Linked DNA regions of Homo sapiens: region 1 is linked to region 2. Evidence: read pairs that join two places in POLR2A ChIA-PET (ENCODE). Cell type or tissue: GM12878. All regions are shown on one strand.

Region 1 (8,000 bases), 1.4 Mb after region 2:
GTGGGTGGATCATTTGAGGTCAGGAGTTCAAGACCAGCTTGGCCAACATGGTGAAACCACGTCTCTACTAAAAATACAAAAATTAGCCAGGCATGGTGGCTCACGCCTGTAATTCCAGCTACTAGGGAGGCTAAGGCAGAAAAATCGCTTGAACCTGGGAGGCGGAGGTTGTAGTAAGCAGAGTTCGCGCCACTGCACTCCAGCCTGGGTGACAGAGTGAGACTCAGTTTCAAAACAAAACAGTAACAACAAAAAATCAGAGTACTGGCCGGGCACGGTGGCTCATGCCTGTAATCCCAGCACTTTGGGAGCCTGAGGCAAGTGGATCACAAGGTCAGGAGTTCAAGACCAGCCTGGCCAAGATGGTGAAACCCCATCTCTATGAAAAATACAAAAAGTAGCTGGGTGTGGTGGCGGGCGCCTGTAATCCCAGCTACTCAGGAGGCTGAGGCAGAGAATTGCCTGAACTTGGGAGGTGGAGGTTGCAGTGAGCCGAGATTGCACCACTGCACTCCAGCCTGGGCAACAGAGTGAGACTCTATTAAAAAAAAAAAAAATCAGAGTACCACACAAGTAACCCATATTAAAAGAACGTTTGAAAACACAGACATAACAAACAAACACAAAAGCTGGATGGAATGTTTATCAGAAATAGCAAAATAGGGGCTATCTGCTCAGAAGTCAGCAATATGAGAGATAATTCGGAGATCCTGCTGGATGACTTTAATTTCCATAGCATGGACCTGTGGTGAGACAATTGAGTGGGACACCCCACTTTCTTTCTTTTTTTTTTTTTTAGACAGAGTCTTGCTCTGTTGCCCAGGCTGGAGTGCAGTGATGCAATCTTGGCTCATTGCAACCTCCATCTCCCGGGTTCAAGTGATTCTCCTGCCTCAGCCTCCCGAGTAGCTGGGACTAAAGGTGTGTGCCACCACACCTGGCTAACTTTGTTTTATTATTTTTTATTTTTGGTATTTTTAGTACAGATGCAGTTTTGCCATGTTGGCAAGGCTGGTCTTGAACTCCTGACCTCAGACGATCTCCATGCCTTGGCCTTCCAAAGTGCTGGGATTGCAGGTGTGAGACACCGTGCCCGGCCCGCCCACCCTACATTCCATGTGGCCACTATGATCCATGTTCAGCCTCTCCCCAATCACAGCAATTTAATATTAAAGATTTTATGCATTTGTAATGATAACATGCCTATCCATCTCTGTTTTTTTTTTAGTAGAGGCAGAGGTTATGCCACGTTGGCCAGGCTGGTCTCGAATTCCTGGCCTCAAGTGATCCACCTGCCTCGGCCTCCCAAAGCGCTGGGATTACAGCCATGGGCCACCAGGTCCATCCAGCCCATCAATCTCTATTTAGCACCCTACTAGCCCAGAAGTACCTTGAAGGCGGGAACCACCTCTCTCTATTCTACAATTCACAGACTCAGTAGATGATCCTAGACTTGGTAGTTGCACAAAAAGCATTATGATCATTTACTGACTCAGAGACACCCAGTGGGTAAAAAAGAATGCTTTTCTGGAAGTTAGCCACCCAAATAGGTGGCATAAAACAACACTGGACTCAGCAGAAAGAAAAAAACAAAATCACCTACACTCTAGGTATTACATAATATAAAGCCTTTCCCCAGTCAACAAATTGGAATAACTCATTCCGCCCTCTGTGTTCCCATTGATTTTGTAACTCTAACATGGTACTGATCAAACAACTTAATTATGTGCATCTATTTTGCCTCCTTTGCTGTTTTATAAGACTGCCTTGTTCATGTCTGTATTTCCCCCAACAGACCGCCTTACTATGCATTCACATTAAAGCAGGATATTATTATGGCCACATATTTAAAAGACAGTCAATTACATACTGGCTGAAAGAAACTTTACGTTGTTCCTAGTGTACTATGAAAAAAATAATAAAAACACACCACATGTCTATCAAAAGCTTTGGAAGAACTGAATTCTCCACAATTGGAATTTTTATCAATTTCTCTAGATATTAAGAAATCAGAGCCTTCAAATAGTTATTAACAATGATAGCCCTTTGCATTTGCGCAGTTGTTTTCCAAGAATTGTCATGTATAATATTTCCTGTCATTTAATATTCGCAACAACCCTGCAAGATAGCCACTATCCCATTTATCCACGGGGAAACGGAGGCTCCCAGGGGGTAGGTGACTTGCCAAGTCTTCTGATTTTACAGTCAAGTGCTCTTTTATTACAACATTGTGCCTGTGTAGTAGGTTAGTCTATAGTTTCTACAATCTGGAGCATAAATCGCAAAAAAAAAAAAAAAAAAAAAAAAAAGGAAGGAAGAAGAGAAAAAAACTACAGAAGGCTATAAACAGATCACAACATGAATCCATTGACAACATAATGAATTTTTAATGTTAGAAATGAATAATTTTCTTTTGCAGAATCTTCAAAGCAGCTGAAGACATCAAATGTGGCAACAACTGCCAGAGATAAAATACCAAACCAGCAAACATCTCACTGCCCAAGAATCTAGTATCTTCCTATGCTGTGATTTCTGCCAAAATCATGCTTGATATTTTCAAGCATGGAAATGTCTCTCTACAATTCTTCCTTTCAAACCCTTCTTGAGGCTCTAGGATTAAAGGAGGAGATACTTCATTTGTTAAATGCAATTTAAAAATCATTTTGAACATCCTTTCTTCTTTTAGAGTTTTAGTTTTCTAATTGCCTTAGTTTCTACAAGACCATCTTTTATAACTCTTGACACATAGTAAACTTTAAGTTAGAAACTGTAACTTCCTAGAGAAAAAAAAAAATGATGGCCAAAGTGACAAGTAACTACACATAAATATAGGAAACCTTTTGTTTAGGACATGGGTAGAGGGATGGAGGATTGCCAAGCAGAGAACTATAATTCCCAAATCAGAGAAATTCTTCAATTCTTTCATTTCATGAAAGAAGGCTGCTACAAACACACTCCTCCTTTTCATCCTAGACTTAAGAACTTAAAACTCTCTCATTAGAAACCAGAATAGGAGCGCATTAAATGTCTCTTTAGGAACCAAAAATTCAGGGGCGTGAAGCCCAGGGAAGATGCCAGTGTGGGGCAGTCAGTGGCTGTACGGGGCACACCCTGCGGGCATCAGGCCATATTCAAAGGAGAGCACTCTCCAGAAGAGAAGTACTAAGTAGGTATTCAAATTCTCTCTTTAAAAACAAAAATAAAATAAAAAAATCTCAGCAGGCTTCTCCTAAAAAAAATTATGATTACAGGCCAGCGTGGTGGCTCACGCCTGTAATCCCAGCACTTTGTGGGGCCGAGGCGGGCGGATCACAAGGTCAGGAGATCGAGACCATCCTGGCCAACCTGGTAAAACCCCATCTCTACTAAAAATACAAAAATTAGCCAGGCATGGTGTGCATGCCTATAGTCCCAGCTGCTCGGGAGGCTAAGGCAGGAGAATCACTTGAACCAGGGAGTTGGAGTTTGCAGTGAGCCGAGATCGTGCCACTGCACTCCAGCTTGGCGACAGAGTGAGTCTCCATCTCAAAAAAAAAAAAAAAAAAAAAAAAATTATGATTGCAGAAAATATAAGGCCTCCTATAATTTGTTAATGTTCATGAAACCAGCATAAAATGTATTGAATAGAAATCATTATAAAAGCTGTCAGATTCTATTAAATTAGTATAATGATTTCTTATCCTTTTATAGTACTTTCATTTAAAAAGTAAACCAACTTAGTTTACTGGTAAAATATCAGAAGTATATACATACATATATTCCATTATTTATTCATTCATATTTGACAAAAGCTTAATGAGCACCTACTACATGCCAGGAGTTATTCTAGGCACTAGGGATATCACAGTGAACAAAACAAACCCATTCTCTGCTCTTGCTCATGGAGCTCACAGTCTAGTGGGGAAGACAAGCAAAAATCAAGTAAATAAACAATAGGTCCAATGAGAAAAAAGCAGGCAAGAGACACAGAGAGTAGCAAGGTAGGAGGTGGTCAAGAAAGGTTTCTCTAATAAAAGCGAACTCTGAGCAAAGATCTGAAAAAAAAATGAGGAGCTAGCCATGTGGATATTTGGGGGATGGAGGTTTTCACTTCAAACAAAGGGAATGGCAAGTAGAAAGGCTTTCAGGAGAGCTAGTGTCGTGCATTCATGAATGTTCAAGAGGTCAATGTAGCAAAGAGTGAGCAAGAGGATGAATCGTTGGGCTGACAGAAAAGGCAGGAAGTGGTACAAACCACAAAAGGCCTCGCAGGGCACGGTAAGGGTTCTGACGACAGTAAGATGGGAAACCAGTGGAAGGTACTGAGCAAAGGAGCTGCATAAACAGGCACCCATTTTACAAGATGGTACTGGCTGCTTTGTAGACACTGGACTGGGAGGGGCAAGGGTGGAAGCGGAAATGCCAGTCAGAAAAAATGACAGCAGACTGGATTAGAGAGGTTACAGTGGACGCAGAAGGAAGTAGTCAGAATCCAGACATATTCTGAAGGCTGGATGTGGTGTATGGGAGAAAGAATTCAAGGATGACTGCAAGATTTTTGGCCTGAGCAACTAAACTAAACCTTTCAGATAAAGACTTCTCACTTTTTGAAAACTGACAGACAAAACAGATTTGGGGGAAACGGATTTGACTGTCTTCTAAAAATTATAACCACATAATCTTTCATTAAAACCTACATATTCAAAATAGTCATCAAACCACGTCAGTCAAACATTTTATCTAATCATTTTAAAAGAGGAAGTATCTTTGATATAGTAATGGATTCTCCCTTTTCCTTTTTATCATCTTCTTCCTCTTCCTTGTCCCTCAAATCCTCTGCCTATTTTTGTAAAAGAACTATCTTTATAGAACGAAGTCCACACATATTTCCCTCTGATTTCTATTATTTGACTTTTGAGTCCAGATTAAGAATGGCAAAGAGACCATGTAGTAAATGTGCAGTGAATAAGTGGACAGGTGGTAGGAATCAGGAAATGAAACACTGCTCTCACCCAGGGTTTGGCAAAATCTCTGGAAGGCCCAAATAAAGGGTATTTCCTTTCTTCCCACTTGAGCCCTATTATCAAACCACTACACTTTAAAAACATCATCATTTTTTGTAACTTTAAAAATGGTCTTTGCAGTATAACTTGATCAAAAGGCATGCACTAAAAAGATTGGGGAGAAAAAACAAGTTTGTGCAATTAATAATATAGTTACTAAGCCATGCATTTCTGCCATCTGAAGTTTCTTGTTTCTATGAAAACTCACCTAGAGCCACCACCGACTTTACATTAGTAAACTAAGTCCAGTACATTTTCCTCACAGAATGAAATCCCAAATATTGCCTCACTTTTTCATGTTAGCCCGTTCCGTATAATTTTCATGAATTCTTAAAGGCATGACCATGCTTATAGACAGGATGATTTCCTCATAAAAGTCATGATCACAGATTTAAGTCTAAAGAAGAATATGATCATAAGTATATGCAAATAAGAATAAACATAATGGACTCCTTTATAGTTTACCACCCAGAAATAGATATGTTCACATGACCATCTTCTATATGTTTATTATCTTCTCAGTGAAGGAGATCTGTAATAATATTACATGAAAACAAGCTATTATTTAGTATTTAAAATGCATTGTTTCACAATTGTTTGAGAGAATACAATTTGGTAGCTGATTTTGATGATTCAGATAGCTAGAGTACTACATGCTTTTATAATTCTTAATTTGAACTCTGTAAAAACATTGACAGTCATAAACTACTACAAATATTTGAAAAAAGGTGACTTTCAGGAGATCAAGGACTTCATCTGTTTTGTTCAGTGCTGTATTACCAGTAACCAGAAGTTTCCTTGTATATAACAGATGCTCAGTAAATATTTATTTTTTTATCCCCCAAATGGTCTTCAAGTAAACTTATTGAATGCATGCATGAACAATGAATGAAAAATCCTTGATATTTTGCCCAAAATGGGCTGTCCAAGCCAACTAGAATATTAATTATGTAAAATTGTGTTAAGTTACACTACTTACTTCATGCTAAGGATCAATATAGGGTATTTGACAAAATAATTTTAGGAAGTACTAAAGGTAGATACATTTTTTCAAAACAGGGTTTTATGAGAAGAAAGAAAAGGAATTTATTTTATAATGAACATACTGGGAATTCTAGATTAAGAAAATATTTTTCCTTAATGACCTCATCAGATTAAAATTCTAAAGAAGAAATTGCATGACTTAGTTTCAAGATACAGAAGGAGATTTCATCCTGTGAACGTGTGACCCAACAGTAATAGGGAAACCTTGAACTTTAAGAAATTCTTTAGCTGAAATATAAATCCAGGGCTAACTGTGCTACGATTATTTGCTTCCTACCACATTCTAGGTATCCTTGAGGACTTTGCATTGCAATTTTCCTCCCCTCTTACATAATTTCCTTGGCTCGGAATGTTCTCCCTTCACACTTTCCGCTCATCCATCAGTGAGCCCTTGATACTGATGGGAGCTACCGCTTTAGGTATTTGGGAGAGATAACAGGCTTATAGCCCCTGGTCCAGGCTGTTTTCCTGCCTAACAATGCTGACTCACCAAAATCCAATGTCTTCTTCAAAGCCCCAATTCCAGGGACATCTCTTGTCATGGTTAATTTTATGTGTCAATTTGGCTAGGCCACGATATCCATATATTTGGTCATTTTTCTAGATGCTTCTGTGAAGGTATTTTTTGATGAGATTAACACATTTAAATCAGTAGACTTTGAGTAAAGCAGAATGCTTGTCACAATATGAATGGGTCTCGTCCAATCAGTTGAAGGTCTTACAGAGAAAAGATGGACCACGCAGAAGGAAGAATTTGTGTTTGGACTTGAACTTCAATCTTCCCTGGGTCTCCAGCCTGCTGGCCTGCCCTGCAGATTTTGCATTTGTCAAGTCTCTCCATTTATGTGAGCCAATTCCTTAAAATAAGTTTCTCTCCCTATTTACATATACATCTCATTAGTTCTGTTTCTCTGGAGATCACTGAATAATGCCCGTCTCCAAAGCTCCTCCTTATCATTCCACCCATGAAAGGTACCTTCAGCTGGCATCCAACACATACTAATATGTTGCTCAAATATTTTTATGTGACCATCTAATCTACCCAAATAGATTGAAAACCCCATTCAGGACAGGACTGACATCTTGTGCCACTCTATATCTTGCAGAATACCTTATACTTTGAAAATAATTAATGTGTTGAATGAATGCCCAGAGGTGAGTCTGGAAGGCAAAGGAGGCTTCTAAGGCAAGAAGGAAAGAGGAAAAGGGAGATACTTCAAGTACTGCAAAGAGCAGAGGAAGAAGTGAGAAACCCAGGGTGTCCAGAGACATTGAACGGCACAGACAAGTAAAATAGGGCTATGTAAGGAAGCAGAAGACAAAAAGGAAGACAGAGGCTTGCCATGCTTCAAATGCCTCTGGATGTCTGTCTTTATCTTCTAAGCAATGGTAAGACATTATGTATTTTTGACAAAGGAAGGAAAATGATGAAAGCAATCCTTTAGAAGGATGCTTTAGAGTTGGTATGTACACCACATTATATAAATGGGTGGTACAGATACAAATTGGGAGGTCAAATAATAATGATGATAGTGTTAGGTACTACAAAGTGTGCTTTTCTGTTTATTAACCAGTATAATCTTCACAAGAGCTTCTGTTCATGGAGAAACTGAGTCTTAAGAAGGATAAATAACTCACCTGAACATACAAAGAGTGAATGGCAGAGCAGAATTCAAATCCAAGTCTGTCTGACTGTAAAGCCTGTGCTCTTTACCATTTCGTTATATTTAAGGCTGGAGGTAAGAAGACATAAATTGGGGGCACAGCGGACTAGAATGGATTTAACTGGAAAGGTACGGCACATAGTGGTAAATGTGTGGATTCTGGAGCTACACTGTGTAGGCTTGGATCACAGCTCTGTCATGTACTCAAACTGTGCGGGCAAGTTACTCAACCTCTCTGTGCCTTAGTTTC
Region 2 (8,000 bases):
TTTATTTTATAGCCCAGGATATGGCCTGACTTGTTGAATGTTTTCTGTACACTTGAAACAAACATTTTCTGCTACTATTGAGTGGCGTGTTCTATAAATGTCTATCAGGTAGAGTTGGTTGATAGAGCTTTTCAGGTTTTCTGTATCCTTATTCATTTATTTGTTTACATGTTTTGTCAATTACCGAGAGAGGAGCGTTGAAATCTTTTTTGTTTTTTTTGAGACAGATTCTTGCTCTATTGCCCACGCTAGAGTGCAGTTGCATGATCTTGGCTCACTGCAACCTCCACCTCCCTGGTTCAAGTGATTCTTGTGCTTCAGCCTCCCAAGTGACTGGGGTTACAGGAATGTGCCACCACGCCGGCTAATTTTTGTATTTTTAGTAGAGATGAGGTTTTGCCATGTTGGCCAGGCTGGTCTTGAACTCCTGGCCTCAAGTGATCTACCCACTTCAGCCTTCTAAAGTGCTAGGATTACAGGCATGTGCCACCATGCCAGGCCTGAGTGTTGAAATTTTAACTATAATTGTGGATTTGTCTATTTCTTCTTTTAGTTCTAATCGTTTTTGCTTTTTACATTTTTAGTTTTGTTATTAGGTATATACACATTTAGAATTGCTCTGTCTTCTTTATGAATTGAATTCTTTAAGTTTTGTCCTTCTTTATTCCTGATCATATTTCTTTGTCTTAAGTATTTCTAGTAGTGTTTTCGTGGCACATGTTTTTCCACTTTTTAAATTTTTAATCAATAATATCTGGTAAATCAAAGAAACTCAGAGAACATGGAGAGGAAGTTGCTAAGGATGATATCAAATAGCTAACTAATGTAATTAAATGGAGAGTAAAACCAGTCATGGAGATAGAAATAGGTATATGAGGGGAAAAAATGTTGAGATTTTGATTTGTTCTGTTTCCAGTGTTAGATATATAATAAAGATGTAGGTAAAGTGAGTCAAGTCCTGGAAGAGAGATATGCTGGGAGATAGACATTTGCAAGTCAATGGGAATAAAGAACAAAGGATCAAAGGCAAAATCTTGAGAAACAAGAATACTAAAAGTTCTTGGAAGGAATAGAAACCAGCAAAGGAGACTGAAAAAAGAGCAAGTCATCTGAGTATAAAAGAGAAAAGAGAAATAATGCTGACTCATATGCTAAGAATATACAAAAGTTTTAAAAAGGTAGAAATGGTCAGAGACTTTCAAAATCCAGAAATATTGGGCAAATTGAGGTCACTGGAAACTGTTTTCAGAGCAGTTTCAGAGTAGCAATATAGAGGTGAAACCAGATTGAATTGGACATGGGAATAAATGGGTGATGATGCAATGTTGATGTAGATTACTTTAAAATCAACTTAAACAACTTTGACGGTGAGTGGAAGGAGAAAGAAAGGAAGAAAAGAAGGCAAAATGAATAATGCCCTTTACTCCCTTCTCTCCTGGCTAACTCCCATCTCTCTTCCAAGACTCAGTCTTCTATCAGAAAGCCTTAGGCGATCTTCCATCCTGAATTGATGTGCTCTTTAGTACTCCATATATACATTCACCATGGTACTTATCACAGTATATTTTGTGTCTTTATTTTTCCTACTAGATGGTACTTGAGAACAGGGACTATCTACCTTTTTTTTTTTTTTTTTTTTTTTGAGAGAAGTCTTGCTCTTGTCCCCCAGGCTGAAGTGCAATGGTGCGATCTTGGCTCACCGAAACCTCCACCTCCCGGGTTCAAACGACTCTTTTGCCTCAGCCTCCCAAGTAGCTGGGATTGCAGGCGCCTGCCACCACGCCTGGCTAATTTTTTGTATTTTTAGTAGAGACGGGGTTTCACCATGTTGGCCAGGCTGGTCTCGAACTCCTGACCTGAGGTAATCCGCCCGCCTCGGCCTCCCAAAGTGTTGGGATTACAGGCGTGAGCCACCGCGCCCGGTCGGAGAACAGGGACTATCTTTGTAACTCCAATGCCAAATTGGCATCATGTCTGGCACATAGTAGGTGGTGAATTCAGGTTTAATGAATGACTAATAGACTTAGATATATGTAGGTTGAAAAGAAGGAGCCAGTGGTGAGAAAGAGATTAAACATACAGAAAGGAGATTTGGAATGTCATTGAAACAGTGTCTTAAGGTTTGCCAAAGAGGATGGGATTCAGATCACATGTGGAGTCATTAGCTGTAAAAATGAGCAAGTGATATGTGTACGTTTCAGACTGGCATGGAAATGTGAGAAGACAAAGGAATTGGTACTAAGGGCCATAGCTGCTTCTTCCTCTTCTTTTTTCCCTGTAAAGAAGAGTGGTGGTGCGGAGAGTAGGGAGGCAAAAGGAAGAGGAACAGAGTCTTTAGGATAATGGCAAAGACTTGGCATGAATATTTTGTGGAATGAAAAGGAACCTTGATCACAAAAAGATAAAGGAACTGCCAAGCGTTGATAACAACCTCAGCTGAAATTGGAAACTGTAGTGAGTGACTCGGAGAGGTCGAGTGACATATTTCTTTCTTCTAGCCAGAGGCGGACTCCAGATTTTCGAACCTGTGGGGATTTTTAAAAGATTGATATTGGCTTGGGAGCTTTTTTGGGTTGGGGGCTTGCTGTGCAGATGTGTTACAGAAAGGCGCTCAATGGAAGGAAATTCGTCTTAGAAAGAAGTAAGGGATATGTCTCAGAGAATGAGATGTTGCTGTGGGTATTTAAAATGATAGGCTGTGAATAGGTAAGGAAAGAAGGTGCTAGGCTATGGTATCTCTCCATCCCTTCAACACTCCACTTAAGTTTGTACCACGGCGGGGCGGAGGCAGGGAGGACCACGCTCTCCCGGTGTGGCGTGGCTATACCAACTCTCATAAAATCTCATAAAAGGTGACGGAGCTAGCGTACAAGAGGTCGTCTTTAGTGGAGAGGCCTGAGGTCTCCGCAGTGACGGGGGTGGCAGCGCGACCCCTTAGTCTTCAACTACAGGCCAGTCCCAGGTGCCCCAAAGGGGCTAGAATCTAAGGAGGAGTCTCCCCTCCCCCTAGAAGCGGGAGATAGCCTGGCCCGGAAGCTTCTCTGCTGACCCGGAAGCAGAGCTGTGCAGCTGAGGCGCCGCCGTGGAGCCGCCTTGGAGCCACCGCCCCCTCGCCGCTTCGCCGCTGCGTTGGGGAACCTGGACCGCGGCGGCGCCGGGTTTCCCTCATGATCCCGGGCGGGTGGCGGCGGCGGCAGAGGCGGCGGGAGGATGACCTCTTACCGGGAGCGGAGTGCCGACCTGGCCCGTTTCTACACTGTCACCGAGCCCCAGCGACACCCGAGGGGCTACACAGTATATAAGGTCACCGCCCGGGTGAGTGCCGGTGTCGGGCTGGGGTAGAGCTTGGATTGGGACCTGAGGATCTGGGGTGGGGACCCTGATGTGAGGGTACCTGACTCTGGCTCAGAGCCGAGGGTGGGACTGGGTGCTGCTCCTACTGGCGGGACTTGGGTGTCGGAGGTTGGGATTTTTAGAGTAGTGGCTGAGTGTGATATGCCCAGGGCTTCACTGTAGTAGGTCGTGGTAGAGTCCTCTTTCTGGGGGTGGGGCAGTCAGTGGTTGATGGTTTTAAATTGATGACTCAGTTCCCATCCCGTTTGGACTTTCTCTTCTGAGTTCGCAATTTGCAGAAGTGGTTTTGCTTGCTCCAGGAAGATAATGCAGATTAAAAAGTGTTAATTTATGTATTGTTTGGCTTATGTAATATAAGTTGTTTTTTCTCTTGACCTTTATCAGGTTTGCTGTGAGAAAGACAGATTCTTGGGACAGATGTCAGTGTTAGGCCACCAACCTAGGAACTGTGGATCCGGGCTTTGTCAAACCTTTGAGTTTTTCATGTTTTTCAGTAGGAGACGTGAAAAAAATCTGCTGAGGGTGGCTTGTGTGAGCTACCATGAGGGCACATTTTAAAGTTGGGAGGCTCCTTTACATCAACTAACTGGTCCAATTTTTAGTACCCACTTTATGTTTCATTGCTTTTGCCTTGAGTTTTAAAGAGAGTCTGCATCTTCTAGGAAAGTAAGAATAAATCAAAATTAAATAAGTATATATGTATGTGACGTATGTGTGCATGAATATATGTGTATAGTAGGCATTTTATGCACATCACCCAATTTAATTCTCATTTTAATGAGGAAGAAATAGATTAAAGCAAGTTTAGTAACTTGCCCAACTTTACATTGCAAGGCAGTAGCAGATCTGTCTGGGATCTGAAACCAGTTTTGCCTAACTCCAAGTTATATAAAATGTTAATAATTAACTTTATCAATTTTTAAAGAAGAGAGGTACAGATTAAGTAACAGTAGTTCAATATACATTTGGAGGATGTAAAGCAGGCCTTCAGAATAATTTTTTTTTTTTTGAGACGGAGTTTCGCTCTTGTTGCCCAGGCTGGAGTGCAATGGCATGATCTCTGCTCACCGCAACCTCTGCCTCCTGAGTTCAAGCGATTCTCCTACCTCAGCCTCCCGAGTAGCTGGGATTACAGGCATGTGCTACCATGCCCTGATAATTTTTTGTATTTTTAGTAGAGATGGGGTTTCTGCATGTTGCTCAGGCTCATTTCGAAGTCCTGACCTCAGTTGATCCGCCTGCCTCGGCCTCCCAAAGTGCTGGGATTACAGGCATGAGCCACCACACCCAGCCTGAGAAGAATCTTAAAGGTTAAATAGATCAGTTTGGGGCATGGGAGTGGCACGTGATGTATGGAAATGGTGCACAATTCAGATAAATGTGAGAAGGAGGGATAGATGAACATGTCTGTATAAAGATAATGAGAAGACCTGACCTGCTATTGCCGATTGCTGTTCGGAGAATAGAGGGATGTTTGTTGCTCCCTGCTTGCACTTAAGGTTGTTACATGGGTGGAATGTTAGTTTCAGGTTGTGTAAGAAATTTTGTGAGAGTGAGGGGCCCTTATTATACCACTCTTGAAACCTTTCTAGTCATTGGGCCCTTTGAAAATCTAGGCTTAGTTTCCTAACACATAGTGTATGGAATCAGAACAGTTTTCAACATACGTAATGTTTCTCTCACAGCATCCTACTTATCCGTTAATTTAACAGGAAAGTTATATTGTATTAATTTAGTTGCATGTCTGTGTCTCTTAGTGGATTTAGAGCAGTTCTCTATCATTGGCATTTGTTTCTGCTTATATCAAATAATAGATAAAAGAACATGCATGTGCATGGCACACAGTGCCTGAAAAACATTGTTGAATGTTTTCCTCTTCATTGTACGGAGCACACCCAATAAATGTTTAGATCCAGGCACTAAATACTGAGGGACATAAGGCTGAATAAAGCAGGGATCTTTATTCCTTTCAAGGATACTCATAGTAGAAGAGAGTTTAGTATACTTAAGTGTGATATAACACAGGAAGTTCCAGCAGACACTACAGAAAAGGGCTGTGGGAAGACAGATTGCTTCTGGATCAAGAGATTGGGGAATATGTACCAATCAAGATAGTTGAAAGAGGGGAAGAATCCAGAAAAGGAGAGGGTATGAAAAGGTAGACAGTTGAAGGGGTAGAGTCCATAAAGACCTGGAGGTATGAATGTGTGTGGAACTGGAATTGGAAGCACTGAGTATAATTATTTGTATTGTTACTTTACAAAAGGAAAGGTTAACCAAATTCAGAATTTTTTTTTTTTTTTTCCAAGGCGTAGTCTCGCTCTCTTGCCCAGGCTGGAGTGCAGTGGCGCTATCTCAGCTTACAGTAACCTCGCCTCCTGGGTTCAAGTGATTCTCCTGTCTCAGCCACTCAAGTAGCTGGGATTACAGGCGCCCTCCACCATACCCGGCTAATTTGTCTATTTTTTGTAGAGACGAGGTTTCGCCTTGTTGTCCAGTCTGGTCTCGAACTCCTGACCTCAGGTGATCCACCCACCTCAGCCTCCCAAAGTGCTGGGATTACAGGCGTGAGCCACCGCATTGGCCAAATTCAGATCTTAAATATCTGAAGCTGTGACCTATTTACTGAGCTAAGTTTTGACAATATAAACTAGAAGATAAAGTAGCACATTGCCTTAGAACTAACCACATTTATATATATGCATGTTACATATTGCTCTGGTTATTTGAACTTGAAAATTGCACAGACTGCCTTTTTTCTTCCCGTAAATATTTATGTCTTCATTTATTGCTTATGTTACAGATTTTGTTTTTAAAATGTAAGGTCTGAGAGTCAACGTGGAGACATACTTTTAAAATAACTGTGCTTAGTATTATAAAATATTTCTTGAGAGTTAAGGAGAAAAACACCTTTTTTCAGGATAATTAACCAGGTAAATAGTGCTCTCCTGAGAGAACTTCATGAGATAAAAATTAAGAATGTCTTCTGTATATTTTCTACTACTGATTTACTTCTAGCTTCAAGGAACAATTTTCTATATTTTTGATCCTTGCAGGGTTATTTCTGTAGGAGTAGAGTTTTAATCATTGGAAGTACCAATGTTAAATTTTGGATAGCAAAAGAGCTTTTTCATCTTCTTAAATCTCCTTTGTGCTTTTTTGCAGTTCTCTGAAATCTGGCAAGGTTAGATGATTTTGAGGCCAGTTGCAAGCATACTAACAGATTCTGCAGTTAAACTCAGTGTTATTTCTTAATTTTTATGTAGAATAAGTACCTCTATTCAGAATTGGAAAATTCTTTCATAAGTTCCCTTTGATTCTTTAGTTGAAGGAGACACAAGTGTAAGAGAACCATCAGCAGTGTTTTCAGTTATTTCATCATGCTAAGTTTACAAAATTCTCATATTGTAGTATAGATTTCTCAGCAACAGTAGGTGAATGGCAGTTCTTGCCTGTATTCTTTCCATGAGTATAAAAGGTATGTTTTTATTCTCAAAAGACAGTGCTGTATTATAACTTATTTAATTTACATTGAGTCATAATTTATATACAGTAAAATTCACCCATTGTAAGTGTCCAATTTGATGAGTTTTGACAAATGTATACAGTTGTGTAACTACCCATGTTCATCACTGCACAAGTTCCCTCATGTTCCTTTGCAGTCAGTCACTCCCCCTCATTCCCTATCTCTAGGCAACCACTGGTTTGCTTTCTGTCACTATAGATTGGGTTGTATTTTCTAGAATTTTGTATACAAGGAATCATATAGTATGCACTTTTTTTTTTTGGTCTGGCTTCTTCCACTCAGTATGATTATTTGAGATTTATCCATGTTGTCATGTGTTTCATTCCCTTTTATTGCTGACTCATATTCCATTGTATGGTTATACTGCATTTTATCTGTATATACTGCATTTTATCTGATGGATATTTGGGTTGTTTCCAGTTTTTGGACATTATGAATACAGCTATTATGAACATTCATATACAAGTCTTTGTATGGACATATGGTTTTATTTCTCATGATACCACATGGCTTTGTTTATGTAGCTTTATACTAAGTTTTGAAATCAGGTAGTCTAAGTACTCTTTCTTTCTCAAAATTGTTCTGGCTATTCTAGATTGTTTGCATTTGTGTATAAAATTTAGAATCAGCTTGTCTGGTTTCTACAAAAATGCCTGTCCAGATTTTGATTGGGATTATATTGAGAATGTAGATGAATTTCAGAAGAATTGATATCTTAATAATATTGTCTCTGATCCATGAACATAATATATCTCCTCATTTATTTAGCTCTTCAGTATGAGCAGTGCTTTGTAATTCTCAGGATACAGTCTTGCACATGTTTATTTTTATTTATTGATCTTTTTCAGAGATGGGGGTTTCACTGCATCACCCAGGCTCGAGTGCAGTGACGCAATCATAGCTTACTGCAGGTTGAACTCTTGGGTTCAAGTGTTACTCCCTCCTCAGCCTATTGCCTGGGATTGTGGGCACAAGCTACCTCATTGGCTTTGCACCTATTTAAAGTAGTTTGGGTTTATTTTGAAACCAGGAGAATGTATAAATCCTAGTTTTATTATACGTAGCTAGTGTTTGTTGAGTAATAACAGCAAACACTTACATGGTGCTTACTGAGTCAAGC

The links. Peaks named below come from ENCODE experiments on the same cell type or tissue, not always from the same donor. Only the 100,000 strongest peaks of a DNase experiment are listed, where the experiment ranks them.
Region 1: POLR2A ChIA-PET joins it to region 2 with 13 read pairs; 1 of 35 experiments calls an interaction of 5 or more read pairs at or near these places.

What each region holds. Positions count from the first base shown.
Region 1 is chr1:214,423,750-214,431,749 of GRCh38, forward strand. All of the region lies in intron 3 of PTPN14 (protein tyrosine phosphatase non-receptor type 14), which reads right to left. Among named protein-coding and RNA genes, the nearest start is that of PTPN14, 120 kb to the right of the region's middle. RefSeq lists an enhancer at 4,131-4,180. In GM12878, no CTCF peak of the experiment used is centred here; a DNase peak (open chromatin) is centred at 4,252; H3K27ac peaks cover 790 bases.
Region 2 is chr1:213,048,195-213,056,194 of GRCh38, forward strand. It overlaps RPS6KC1 (ribosomal protein S6 kinase C1), which reads left to right and starts at 3,047. Exons shown (of 15, transcript NM_012424.6): 1 at 3,047-3,315. The coding sequence starts at 3,211. RefSeq lists a silencer at 3,176-3,275. In GM12878, no CTCF peak of the experiment used is centred here; DNase peaks (open chromatin) are centred at 2,989 and 3,578; H3K4me3 peaks cover 1,721 bases; H3K27ac peaks cover 1,347 bases.